Regions from separate parts of the Homo sapiens genome. Here region 2 is linked to region 1. Evidence: read pairs that join two places in POLR2A ChIA-PET (ENCODE). Cell type or tissue: GM12878. All regions are shown on one strand. Each heading gives the region's core, and the rest is flanking DNA. Links, peaks and the distances in the headings are about the cores only.

What was found. ChIA-PET counts read pairs that join two places held together with the same protein. Peaks named below come from ENCODE experiments on the same cell type or tissue, not always from the same donor. Only the 100,000 strongest peaks of a DNase experiment are listed, where the experiment ranks them.
Region 2: POLR2A ChIA-PET joins it to region 1 with 6 read pairs; 2 of 35 experiments call an interaction of 5 or more read pairs at or near these places.

The regions. Positions count from the first base shown.
Region 1 is chrX:19,641,017-19,645,016 of GRCh38, forward strand. The region is part of intron 7 of SH3KBP1 (SH3 domain containing kinase binding protein 1); the gene reads right to left. It overlaps LOC124905255 (a long non-coding RNA gene), which reads left to right. Exons shown (of 2, transcript XR_007068406.1): 2 at 109-3,744. Among named protein-coding and RNA genes, the nearest start is that of MAP3K15, 130 kb to the left of the region's middle. In GM12878, for the core only: no CTCF peak of the experiment used is centred there; no DNase peak of the experiment used is centred there; H3K27ac peaks cover 246 bases.
Region 2 is chrX:20,128,585-20,133,378 of GRCh38, forward strand. EIF1AX (eukaryotic translation initiation factor 1A X-linked) reads right to left here. Exons shown (of 7, transcript NM_001412.4): 5 at 3,598-3,679; 6 at 1,932-2,023. Among named protein-coding and RNA genes, the nearest start is that of EIF1AX-AS1, 9.0 kb to the right of the region's middle. In GM12878, for the core only: no CTCF peak of the experiment used is centred there; no DNase peak of the experiment used is centred there.

The DNA of each region.
Region 1 (4,000 bases), core at 1-4,000:
GTCCGCTCTGACCCTGTGGAGTGTACTTTCATTTTCAATAATCTCTGCTTTTGTTGCTTTACTCTTTCCTTGCTTTGTTTGTGCGTTTTGTCCAATTATTTGTTCAAGACGCCAAGAACCTGGACACCCTCCACTGGTAACAGTCTTAGGCCGATTGGGAGAGCAGTGGCTGGTAAGAAGAGAGGGTCTGGCAAGCCCCAAGGAACACCGGCAAGCCAAGGAACACCAGCAACCACTGCTAACCACTCAGACTCCAGAACATGCTCAAGTGTCTTACAGGAACAAATGTATTTTGTTTTGATTTTTTGTTTTGTTTTGTTTTTTCCCCTAGCAGAGAGCTCTGTAAGCTGGTGTTCTGAACATACTTTTGAAGGATGTTCCTTACCATTGTATTTCAAGTTTCATTATATGTGGTTTCCATATACAACTTTAAAAGCTAAATCTACTTGCTTCTGTAGAGATGCATTATGTGCTGTTTTCATATAGCGAATGGAACTGTTTTCCAAGCATAAAATTTCGTAAGCAAGTGTTTCAAACATGTTTTTGGGAGATGTTTCTAGCATTGCATCTCATCGTGCATGAGGGCTTTATACATAAATGTTTTAGAGCTAAATCTAAGCATACTTTTTAAGAGATACATTATGTGCTGTTTTCCTACAGTGAATGGAACTGTTTTCCATGCAGAGGGCTCTTAAAGTAGGTGTTTGGAACATACTTTCGAAAGATGTTTCTTACCATTGTGTTTAAGGTCTCATTGTGAGGGGCTTACATATACAGGTATATGTACACTTGGCAAAGGGGACCAATGGCTAATAGCTTTTTAATTTTTATATATATTTTTGAGATAAGGTCTCACTCTGTCACCCAGACTGGAGTGCAGTGGCACGGTCGTGGCTCACCACAGCCTTGGACCTCCTGGGCTCAAGTGATCCTCCTGCCTCAGCCTCCCAAGGAGCTGGGACCACAGGCATGTGCCACCATGCACAACTAATTTTTTCTATTTTTTGTAGAGACAGGGTCTCACTGTGTTGTCCAGGCTGGCCTCAAGCTCCTGGGCTCAAGAGATCCTCCCGCCTCGGCCCCCACGAAGTGCTAGGATTACAGGCATGAGCCACCGTGCATGGTGCTAACGGCTTTTAAAAAACTGTGCAATCTACAGCCTGATAAATCATAAATCATTTATACTTCTCCATTTGCTCAACCACCACTTTTTATGTGCCCACTGAATCCATGGCACTTTTCTAGGCTGCATGGTGGGGATATCAAGTAGAAGATACAGCCTCAACCTAGAGGGACCAATGATCTAATGATAGCAACAAGGTTCCATTTGTTGCCATCACAGATGAGAACTCCTAAGAAGCAAGTCAATGAACAAAGGGATTGCAAAGGCGGTATGAGTGTCCAGTTAGGAAGTGAGATGAGGTTCAGCAGGGAAAACAGCCTTTGTCCTGCAGTCATAATTTATGCAGAAGCCTGATCTGCCCTTGTACAAATTCTGTCAAGGATTTTTCCCCCCAACCCACCTGTTCAGCTGGTCTTCTGAATCTGTAAGACTGAACTATTTTTCAGAAAAATATTCAATAGCCCTTTGGGCTATTTTTCTATCCCACAGAGGCCACAAATCTGTATCAATTATAATAAGAAAGAGGGAAACTCCAGATGTGGTGAGCTGGAGGAACCTCAGGGCACTTCATTATGAATATTTAGACAGTTTTCCTCTTGTTATGAAAATTATGTCAATCTGTTCCCCAGCATGAGTTTCTGATGAATTTCAATATCATAAAAGCTTTTTTTTTTGAGAGGGTGGGGATGATAATGTTGTTTAACTAAATCCTGATCAGCTGAGTTTCACTTTCACTCAGAAAATACCAACTCATATCAACATTTTTAAAATCATCACAACTCTTAACCCTGATGTGAGCTAGTATTTTAGCATGCTAAGGAGACAGACATCTACGCAGGAAGGAGCTGCCCTCTTCTGCACTGCTGGGCAATTTTTGTTATAGTTTGTCTTCTGGCCAGAAGGAAGAGGGAAGGAGGTTGCTCAGATCCCAAGCTCAGGGTCATTTCTAATATGTAGTTGTTCAGTTACTCTGTGGCCTGTTACCTAAACATAGGTGTCGTATCAAAATCCCGAAGCAGGGAAATGGTCCAAATGAAAGGGGCTTTTTAGGGGGCTTCTTAGGGGTCTGGGGTGGCACTAAATGGAAATCATGGAAGAACAATTACCCCAGAATTTGCTCTTGACAACTGGAGACAGTGTGTGTGGGCTGAAACTGAAGAATTTTTTATTTTTTTTTTTTTTATTTTTTTTTTTTTTTGAGACAGGGTCTCACTCTGCCACCCTGCTGGAGTGCAATGGTATGACCTTGGCTCAATCACTGCTGCTTCAACCTCCTGGGGTAATCCTCCCATGTCAGCCTTCCAAGAAGCTGGTCTCAAACTCCTGGGCTCAAGTGATCCACTTGCCTCACTCAGCCTCCTAAAGTGCTAGGACGACAGCTGTGAACCACTGTGCCCAGCCCAACTGTAGAAATTCTTATCCTGGTGTCTATGAAAAATGTCTGTCAATAAACATCCCTCAAGCCTTTGATGACAGTAATAATTCCCTTTCCTGACCTGCTACCATTTACAGGCATATTAACATCTATACCCAAAGACACCTTTCTCATATTCCTACTGAATTGTTCACATCTTCCTTTTGGCTCTTCCATCAGCTGTTTAATTTTTGAATGCAGAAACCTTCCCCTCTGAATTGTAAAGCTTTTAGAACTGAATGAGAGGATGAAGATGCTGGGATAAACCCTGGGGTTTATCTCTAGTATAACCCTCTGACTTCACAGACAATGCAGATGATGAAGAGGAAGGCCAAAGGAATAAAATGACTTGCCCAAGTTCACATGGCTAGCTAATAACAGAGCTGGTCCTAGAATATGGGCTTCCTATAAACCCACTCTTTTGAGTAACCCATCCCCCACCATGCTGTTCCTAGAGGGCCAGGTATGTGGATGTAGTTAATAGACGCTTTTAGGACTGAACAAGGCTTGGGCTGGAGCCAGGATTCTCCCACATGCTTAGGCAAGCTGAGCATTTGGAACTGTGTTCATTTTCAAGCCCAGGAAGCCCCTCTTGGACCCCAGAATTACTCTAAAACTATACTGTCCACAGGGAGTAGGCAGACAGTTACCAGAGGCTGGGAAGGGTAGTTGGGGGCTGGGGGGTAGGAGGGATGGTTAATGGGTACAAAAAATAGTAAGAATGAATGAGACCTAGTATTTGATAGCACAAGAGAGTGACTATGGTCAATAATAACTTAATTGTACATTTTAAAATAAAGAGTGTAACTGGATTGTTTGTAACTCAATGGATAAATGCTTGAGGGGATAGATACCCCATTCTCCATGATGTGCTTATTTCACATTGCATGCCTGTATCAAAACATCTCATGTACCCCATAAATATATACACTTACTATGTACCCACAACATTGTTTTAAAAAGAAAATATTTTAAAAAATAAAACTACACTTTCCAATATGGTTGCCACTAGGCACACATGACTATTGAGTGCTTGAAATGTAGCTACTCCAAATTGAGGTATACTATGCCTATGAAATACATATGGGATTGTGAAGACTTCACATGAAGAGAGCAATGAAAGTATCTCATTTAATAATTTTACGTAGATAACATGTGGCGATAATATTTGGATATATTGAGTTAAATAAAAATACATTAAAATTAAGTCCAATTGTTTTTCCTTTTTTTTTAAACATGGCTACTAGAAAATTTAGAATTACATATGTGGCTCACACATGATATTTCTATTGGCTAGCACTGTTCTAAAACACAGTTAACCCCTCCCATTCATTAGCCTAATCCTTCCAAAAAGACTTGAGCCTCCTGCCTGCAGACATGCAGTGGTATCTGGAGATATTCAAGCAGAGATGTGTTGAAGATACCAGTGGGAAGTCAAGGGTAAGTAAAATTGGTCAAGTTCA
Region 2 (4,794 bases), core at 1-4,000, 490 kb after region 1:
GACACAGGAAGCATGATATGATTGATCCCGTTCAGTGTGATACTGACCTAATTCTCCTGAGTCAATCTGGTTATAGTTAAAACATCTATAAACCACCTGGAGAAATGTCTCAAAGAGTAGGGTTCTCAGGTGACAGAGCCAACTTTTACAAAATGTTCAAGAGAACTCCTTTAATAATCACTCTTTACCATCCCTTTTCCAGCCAGCCAGCTGGGTCCAGTTCTGAGGAGGCGTTGGCCCAGATCCAGAAATTTTTACTGAGAAAATCTTGACCACGCCTAGATTCTCAACCCATTATCTTGGTGCATGCGGCTTCATATCCATGCATGTTCTCTGGTTAGGTTCCTTAATTTTTTTTTTTTTTTAAAGAGGCCTTCTACCCCTGCTCAGATGTCAAAATGTTTGGGTTGGCGCTTAATCCACATGTCAGCTGCAAGCTCTTATTTACCAAAGAATAGAATTGTTAATTCTATTGTCAAAATATTAGTAACAGTTTAGTCGTAAGACTCCTCTTGGCTCAGGGTCTCCAAAATTAAGAAAATAACAGAACAACATGTTTATTTCTCACTTCCTATTTTTGTGTACATGTTAAAATGTCTATAATATTAGTAATTTAACTCACAGTGTGAGTATTCTTGGTCAGGAACAACTGCTCTAGGTATTCCGAAATTCCATCTTTGCATCAAATTTAACGTTATTATGTTATTTATGTAGAGACAAAGTCTGGCTATGTTACCCAGGCTGGTCTTGAACTCCTGGGCTCAGGTGATCCTCCCCTATCAGTCTCCTGAGTAGCTGGGACTATGGGTGCATACCACCACATCTGACTTATTATTGTTTTTGGGTTGAAATACACAGGTGGTTTCTGAACTACATTTTAGTTAAAAGAGGTTTGAAAAGAAGAGCCCAAAACAGATTTAAGAGTAACACCCTAATCACTAAATAAATTTATACTGCCAAAAGATTAAGTTTGAATTTCATTCAATTACAGTAACAGCAGAAGTGCAGTAAAGCATTTACACTTATGGGCATTACTACTTTATTATTAGGAAAGACAATCCATTTTCCTCAAAATAAACATACCAACTGCAAACCAAGAGTTTGCCAACAGTACACACCCAACAGCTAAAAATACCATAATTGGCAATAGGCTTCCATTTTGACAAGGCTTTCAGTGTATGTTGTAATTCCAATGCTTCATATCAAGCTGGTTCAAACAAGATTCTTTCAACACACTAATATTTCAATTAAAAAGGCATGTTCCTTTGATAAGATCTATTTTTCAACTGTCCACTAAATTTCTTAATGGCTATCTCTTTAGAGACTCTTAATTAAACAAGTTATGATTAGAGTGGCTGGCGTTAATATTGCCAATGCAAACACTGACCTTTTCAGGAAGAGAAATTGAAGAGGGTTATAAGAATTCTCAAAATAGGGCCGGGCATGGTGGCTCACGCCTGCAACCCCAGCACTTTGGGAGGCCGAGGAGGGCAGATCACCGGAGGTCAGGAGTTCGAGACCAGCCTGGCCAACGTGGTGAAACCTCGTCTCTACTAAAAATACAAAAAATTAGCCAGGCGTGGTGGCACGCGCCTGTAGTCCCAGCTATTCAGGAGGCTGAGGCAGGAGAATCGCTTGAACCCAGGAGGCAGAGATTGCAGTGAGCTGAGATTGTACCACTGCACTCCAGCCTGGGTGACAGAACAAAACTCCATCACAAAAAAAAAAAAAAAAAAAAAAAAAAAAAGAATTCTCAAAATATAAACAGTTTGACCAGGTGTCTTCTAAATAATATTATTTAATTCAGACAATTCTCAAAATACAACCTTATTTAAGTGTCCCATGTTCTTAAAATTAATGGATGTTAGGGGAAAGTTGGTTTCTCCATGGATAATAACAAAAATTGGAAAACACAAGGTACATCTACTTACGTCATCAATATCTTCATCATCATCTCCAATGTCATCAAACTGAATTTCATCATCATCTCCAGGACCAAATGTATCAGTTTCATTGATTTTAGCTAAGGACACAGTAAGAAATACTCATAAGTCAGCACTGTAATTTACTCAAAGTTTCATCATAAGAGCATTCCTTTTATATAAGACAATAACTATAAAGAATATTTTATGAAAAAAAATTCCTGCAGTGTCACTGCTAAGTCAAGATGGGAGTATCTGTGTTACCATTTTCTTTTGTTTGCAAAGGTATTTTTAGTAAGGAAGGCCCTAATTACACTAATTCTGAAGCTATTATAACTTTCAGGTATACTTCTCAACATACAAGGAAATATGGTAACAACGTATTTCCTTAAGAATAGCTGGTTCACTAATCATCAGATAGACTCATCAATCAGAAAGATCTGGTCAAATCATGATTACCCCTAAGCAATGAAAATGAACCAGGAAGCGCTAGTCCTATTCCTATATACATTAACATTTCTTAGATCAGAAATGCTAAGTAATTTCAGCAGGACTTTCATGCTTAAGTAAAATATAACAAAATTATGTTTTTTCTTAAGATACAACAGAGCCAAAAATAATAACTGCCAAGTGAAAATGCAGGCCTACAGAACAGTATGTCAAGTACATTTCCCCTTTGATGAGGTTATAAGGGACTTATTTTTAGGTTTTCTGCGTTAAGAATTCATTACTTTTGTATTTGGAAGGGTGAAAACCAAGAAATGTTGCTTTTAAAAAATCCTATGGGATACTATTATACAACGATAAAATGGAAATATAACTTTTTAATAAAAATCAGTAATGAGGCCGGGCATGGTGGTTCACGCCTGAAATCCGAGCACTTTGGTAGGCAGAGGTGGGTGGATCATCTGAGGTCAGGAGTTTGAGACTAGCCTGACCAACATGGTGAAACCCCGTCTCTACTAAAACTACAAAATTAGCCGGGCATGGTGGTGCATGCCTGTAATCTCAGCTGCTTTGGAGGCTGAGAATCGCTTGAACCTGGGAGGCAGAGGTTGCAGTGAGCCAAGACTGCACCACTGCACTCCAGCCTGGGCAAAAGAGTGAGACTCCATTTCAAAACAAACAAACAAAATCAGTAACTGTACCTAATTACTTGCCCTTGCTTCATGGTTTTTTTTTTTTTTTTTTTTTAATTTTTTTTGAGACAAGGTCTCACTTTGTCACTCAGGCTCGAGTATAGTGGCATGATCATAGGTCACTGCATCCTTGAACTCTTGGACTCAAGCAATCCTCCCGTCTTGGCCTCCCAAGTAGCTGAGACTACAGGCATGTGCCACCATGCCCGGCTGACTTGCACTTCGTGTTTAACCCATATGCGCACTGACAGTCTCTCGAGGAAGGAATTTTAATAGATACTATAACAAAATTATTCCTTTAGTTAGCATTATGTGGAAGTCCAAAGCTTACAGAACTCCTCACCATATTTATTAGGAACAGAATTCCAGTAATTTCTTTCTTATAGTATCTAGTATTATGAAGCATAGGCAGGCATACTTAAAACTAAAAATGTGAGCACTAAAGTAAATAAGCAAAATCCATAGTTCCTTCACCTAACCAGCAACACATAACCTAAATACCATATGACAAGTTAATACAGTAACTCAGACATTACCATGCTCTGGAAGCTCGCCGTATGCCTTCAGACTTCTAGCTTCGTCTGCATTGTATTTTAAAATTACATCAGCTTTGTTATCCTTAAATAGAGACAAATAACTTTAAAAAACTGATCATAACAAAATATTATCAGTTATTTCATAAATTCTCATATTGAATAAACAATCAAATCTCACCGTTTTACTATAAATCTTTCTCCTTTTAAATTTTAAAGCTTTCTCATACCCTCTGAAAAAGATCCTTAGGTTTAACCCAAGAGGAAGCTTATGTACATGCCTGAATGATTAACAAGCTTGGGAAATATAGAGATCTCACTTTAATAAGAGCAGAACTGTGCATACCCCATATTTTAGATTATTTAATATTACCCTTTGATCAGAAGTCTTTTGAAGTACAAAAGTTCCCTGGGACAATAATTTGCAGGGTGATCAAACACTGCAATTCCAAAACTGAGACTGAACTGAGACTGGTATAATGACCTAAGGAAATTATACCTTTCTGTATTATCTGTGCTTCTTTGCCTAGGTATCAATCACAATCTCCTGTGGAGCTTTTATATCTTCTGAAGACAGATTAGTAGATGTGAAGAGAAGCCCAAGAATTAGTATTGTGAGAAGTTCTTTAGGTATTTCTGATGCAAAAGTCCCATTGAGAAATACTGCCTTAGAATGTTTCTACTTCCCTATTTGAAAATAATTTAACTCAGTTAAGGGAGAAAATTGATTGCTTCAACTTCAAGGACAGTGTGATTCAGACCAGTACTTCTTAAAATGTAAAGTGTATAGAAGCCTATGGAGATCTTATTAAAATGCATGTTCTGACTGAAGAGTCAAAGAACCTGTATTTCTAACAAGCTTCCAGAAGATGCTATCGAGCCATTGACCACCCTGTAAGTAGGAGGGGCACGGAAAGATCATGAATAATTTCAAATCAGAAGTTGGTCCTGGCTGTCACTTTACAGTCAAAATGTTACTCATTTTGGACCCTTGGTTTCCTTATCTATCGAACAGGAAATTACTTATTCTTCCTATTTCTGGGGTTATTGTTAGATCATAAGAAAAAAATGGACATTAAAATGGTATGAATTTAAAGCAAGCTTTCTCACCTCAGCGCTATGGATTATTGTGAGGCGGACCATTCTCTATTATGGGATGCTGTCCTGTGCCCACCCCAGCCTCTATCTACTACATGCTAG